2 separate regions of the Homo sapiens genome follow, and region 1 is linked to region 2. The links are chromatin loops, found by intact Hi-C in ENCODE. Cell type or tissue: endothelial cell of umbilical vein. All regions are shown on one strand.

Region 1 (2,500 bases), 290 kb before region 2:
CTCCTGCCTCAGCTTCCCGAGTAGCTGGGACTACAGGCGCACGCCGTCACATCTGGCTATTTTTTTGTCTTTTAGTAGAGATGAGGTTTCACTGGGTTGCCCAGGTTGGTCTCGGACACCTGAGCTCAGGAAATCCACCCTCCTGGGCCTCCCAAAGCGCTAGGATTACAAAAAAATCCTCTTTGACTATCCTCTATTTCCTTTCTTTTGCTCTTTCTTCCCTTATCTTCCTCACCAACTTTTTAATCTACATACAAAATATTCTGTGCATTGTGGAGAGCAGGGAATTGAAAGTGTGGTTGGCTGAATAATGGTCATCCAGAGATAGCAGTCCCTAATCCCTAGCACTTGTAAATGTTGCTGTATAAGGAAAAACGGGCTTTGTGTATGTGACTAATTTAAGGATCTTGCCATGGGGAGATTATCCTGGATTATCTGGGTGGACCATCACAAGTGTCCTTGCACAAGCCAGGCAAAGGGAGATTAGACGCACAGCAAGAGAGGAGGCAACGTGGCCACCAAGGCAGAAATTAGAATAATACGGCCACATGTCAAGGAGAGCCAGCAGCCACCAGGAGCCGGAAGGGACAAGAAGCAGATTCTCCCTAGAGCCTTCCAAAGGCCCACAGCCCTGCTGACAGCTCGCTTCCACCAGTGATACAGATTTCAGACTTCTGGCTTCCAGAACAGTGAGAGAATATATTTCTGTTGTTTTAAACTATCTAGTTTATGGTAATTTGTTACTGCAGTCACAGGAAACAAATACGCAATATGAAGAAGATGTGAAAATATTATACCTTTAAAACAAGGCAGAAAGAAGGAAGCAAGGATGCTGAGCTCATGAGTGCAATGTTAGTCACCTAGCACACAAAGGAGTGAAAGCCAGATAAAATAATCCAGAAAACCATGTGTCTTTCGAAAATAAATCTAGGATTAGAATAGGACAGACTGAGTAACACAGGGAAAAGTAATAACTCTGTTGATCCATCTAAACCAGATATATAATCTCCTGACAAATAGAGCAGGAGGTATGAATAGGAGGACATTTTAGTTGTTTAACTGGTGAAATGTTAGGGGGTGGAAGGGGGAAAGAGTGGCACAGGCTAAATCGGCTAGATGACTCAGAAAATGAATTTGTTTTCAGATAATTGCTTCCTAACGTAGCAATGATGCAGCTCTTAGTCATTCCAATAGCAAACAGCCATTCTGATAGCAATTCCACAGAGACAGCAAACCAGCTAGAACAAAAGACTGCTCCACCCACAACAAGGACTCTGGTGGGAAAAAGTTCCTAGTGAATGAATCCAACATAATTGACTCTGAGCTGCTCTTGTGTCAAAGACAGGCTATGAGAAACTGGCATGGATGGGAACAGCTTCAGACATTGGCTTCCTGTTGTGTCTTCTTGCTGCTGTGAAATGAGGCTCTAAGATAAACAGAGCAGAGGCACATCTGGAGAGGAAGGTTACCAGAAGGGTGATGTCACTAGCAGCAAATCAGAACCCCATCTTTCAGCCTAGCAGGGATTTGAAGGATTTGTATCATAGTATGCAAGGGGCTTCCAGCACTGCATGGCCTCTATCTTTAATCAAAGTCAGAAGCCTACAGGCAGGAGTGGGCTGAGCTTCTCATGTGTGCTCACATCGTGCTGGTGAGCCACTGAAGGCCTGATAGGAGGAGAGTAAGACTCAAAAACTCTGCTTAAAATCCAGATGTGTAAATGAGACGTACTCTATTAAAGAGGACAAGAATCAAACATAGGAAAACTATTATACCACTAAGATGACACAAGGCCCAAGCTGAAGTGCTTAGAAGTTTGTGGATATGAATTAACATATTTTTTTTCTTGAGTTAGCATGTGATTCCTACTCTTTGAGAAAGGTGGCTTTAGCCATGAGCTTGTACTGTTGGTGGGACTTGCTGTTTAATCAGTCAACAAATCACCAATGGGCACAGCTGTGTGCTAAACGCCAACAGGAATATAAAAGCACAGCATCCCTGATCTTAAAGGGTTTTTGCAGTTCTGCTGGGAAAATTAAACAAGCAGGAAACATCAGCATTCCAATGCAGTAAAAGCATATTGTGTACTCTTGCCTGTTGCTGCTACAGGAGTTTATTAATTCATCCACTCAACTAATAGTTATTGAATGTCTGCTTGGTGCCAAGCATGCTTCTGGGATACAGCAGTGAACAAACCAACACCAAATCTCTGCCTCATAGAGCTTACATAGGGTTGGGGAAGGTCAGACGCATTGGAGATATCTACTAGACACCAAGGTGGAGATCAGATTGATGAGGGTGGAGCTCAGGGAAGAGATCTGGACCAGAATTCAGAACTCAGAAGATGTAAACACCAGAGTGGGCTGGAGATGCTTCAGGGAGCAGGGAAGACTTGAATGGGGCCCGTTTCACAACAGCAACAAAAGCCTCTTTCACCAGTTCTCTAGGCCAAGGCCCAAGCCCTCCTGGTTTATCTACTGCCTCTTTTCCCCACTTCTCC
Region 2 (2,500 bases):
GCTCTATCCTTTCAAAGTCACCAGGTTCGGGTTCCCAGCCCTAAGTGGCCATGGCACTGGGTGGTCTGGGTTCACGGGGCTCCTGGAGCTCTCGGGTGTCCCGTGTGCCACCCCAATTCCTTGCGTGCATGCCCACGAAAGGCCGCCCAGGCACCCCCGGTGACCCCATGGAAGTGAGTTTTGGTTCTGCTCTGGCTTCGAAGTGCTTCTCAAGCTGAAGCCTTAGGGTGTGGAAGATCCTACAGTTAGCTGGAGCTTCCGAGTGAGTAGCGGCTGCGGGCCTGGCTTCGGTTACGGCTTCGGTCCCAGCGGGGTCTGAAGGCATTGGCATTGGACGGAGAAGCGCTGTCCTGGGGTGGGGAAGTGGCCACACCCCTACAGGAGGACCTTTGTGATGACGCAGCCGTCCCTGTCACCCTCGGGGTCGTCCTTGAGCGGCGGCGGCGCAGCGGGGGCCCAGCCCAGGGCGCCCTCACGGCGGCTCACATCCCGCAGCCGCGCCTGCAGCGCCTCCCGCTCGGCCTGCAGTTCCCGGCGCGCCTGGGCCGCGGCGCGCTCTTCCTCCTGCAGCGCCCTCCGCCTCCGCTCCAGGGCGCGCTCGCCCTGCTCCACGGCCAGCTCGCGCCGCTCCAGCTCCCGCTCCCGCCGGCTGCCGCGCACGGCCAGCGCGCCCATCTGTTCCAGCAGGCGCGCCCAGTCGCCCTCGGGGGCCGCAGCGGGGCCGGGCGGCGGCGGGCAGGGCGCGGCAGGTGGGGAGCTCCCGGCGCCGCTGCTCTCCAGCTCCCGCCGGTGCGCGCTCCTCAGGTGCCTCCACAACGCCGAGGTCCCCGCGTGGAAGCCCGGGCCGCGGCCCACCTGCTCCCCGCACAGACGGCAGGTGGCCCAGTGGCCCGACGGATGCCCGGGGCGCCCCGGCGCCAGGTGGAAGTAGCCCCAGGCCTCGGAGTATGGCGCCCCCAGGCGGCCGGGAGGCGTCGGCGTCGGCGCCGGCCCCAGTCCCGGACACTGACCGCCCCGCGCCGCCGCGTCGTCCAGCCCGCGGGCCTGGTCCATGGTGCAGGCCGGCTCGCCACTCCTCATTCTGCGGCGCCCGCACGCTGGGGAGCAGGGGAAGAATAATAATGAGTGTTAGGATCACGCACACAGCTCCTAGACTACAGTTAGCCTAAGAAACCATGCCGCCCTCCATTTTCTTACCGATGAAAAGCCTATAGTGTGTGTAGATAGTCTAAGTTTCTTTCTAATTAATCTTCAGTATTAAGTGTTGATTCCTCAGAAAAAACTGTTAAAAATATCTAGCCCTTCCTATACTAGGAATCCTCTTTGAAATCAAGTGGGTCCCCAGTCAACAAGTATTTATTCTAATAGCGGGAGGCTAAGCTGCTTGAACAGAAAGAACTAGCTAACTCCGTGCTGTGTCTGTATTAGCTTTAACTAGTCTCTGCTTTCTTAATAACAACAACGACAACAATAAAAAAGGTACTGTCTTCAGAATAACAGCTAGGCTCCCTTATGCAGTCTTCTCTGGGTGCTGCACAGCACACTTGAGCAATGACCAGAAAAGACAGCTTTGGGAATGAAAATTTTGTTTCTTAAACTTCAGGAGTGGAAGAGCCAGTGGTGAACAGCCTTTTAAAAAGCTTTCAAAGACTGTATGTTTTTCAAGATAAAAATATGTTTTTGTGATTATAAAAACAATCTACTTATGAGAAAATCGGCAGTACTGAAAGCAATGCTTTTAAGATATGCACATTTAGGAAATAGCAATATCCAAAGCAGCATTCTAAATTTTTACCTTTAAATTAGACAGTGGGTAATTTCCCAAGGATTCTGGGGTCCCTGTCATTGCCTCAGGGTTTCCAACCATCTCAGGTGGGTAGAAACAATGCATGCAACACGATTCCTGAGTTCTGAAGAACCATCAGCAGTGCTAGGAGTAAATTCAGAGGACAGGCAGGCCAGTGAAAGAAATGCATTCAAACCACCTTAAAGACAGATACTAGAAATACTGAGCAGCGCCATGCCCTGGTTCACTTTTTCTAACCCTTTCATAGATACCCAAGGCATAAAACAAATAAAATTAGTTTTCTTTATTGTTTGTGCTAACTAAAAGATCCCCTCTACATATTTGCAAGATACAAAGTTTGCTCAATACTTTTAATTAAGGAAGAAAAAGAAATAAAATAACGTCTTGCTTTGTTCAACACAAAATCTGTTAAAAGGATCCAAACATAATGCAATGTCATTGCACAGTCTTTTTTATTAGGAAACTAATTCACTACTGCAATAACCTATTAAAGAAAAGGGAATACAGAAAAAGGTGAAGTTTATTAGTTAGGAAATAAGTTCACAAAGGACCAAATGTGTGATTCTAGATAAATTTGCTTTGAAAGTTGAAAAACAATGAGAAGAAAACACATGACAGACTTCTTGAGCTCTTCTGAGAACTTAGGGAGAAAATCAAGGGCAAGGTGAGACCCAGGCACAGTGAGATCAATGC

The links. A loop is a pair of places that touch in the nucleus more often than their neighbours do. Peaks named below come from ENCODE experiments on the same cell type or tissue, not always from the same donor. Only the 100,000 strongest peaks of a DNase experiment are listed, where the experiment ranks them.
Region 1: a loop joins it to region 2, with 6 times the contacts of the local background. A loop is called at or near these places in 2 of 110 quality-filtered maps.

Annotation. Positions count from the first base shown.
Region 1 is chr5:76,789,621-76,792,120 of GRCh38, forward strand. No RefSeq gene overlaps it. Among named protein-coding and RNA genes, the nearest start is that of F2RL1, 28 kb to the right of the region's middle. In endothelial cell of umbilical vein, no CTCF peak of the experiment used is centred here; DNase peaks (open chromatin) are centred at 1,321 and 2,021; H3K27ac peaks cover 2,500 bases.
Region 2 is chr5:77,076,799-77,079,298 of GRCh38, forward strand. It overlaps ZBED3 (zinc finger BED-type containing 3), which reads right to left. Exons shown (of 3, transcript NM_032367.4): 2 at 1,796-1,930; 3 at 1-1,097. The coding sequence starts at 1,080. The coding sequence ends at 376. Among named protein-coding and RNA genes, the nearest start is that of SNORA47, 2.5 kb to the right of the region's middle. RefSeq lists a silencer at 640-1,049. In endothelial cell of umbilical vein, a CTCF peak has its summit at 945 (motif pointing left); DNase peaks (open chromatin) are centred at 633 and 983; H3K4me3 peaks cover 869 bases.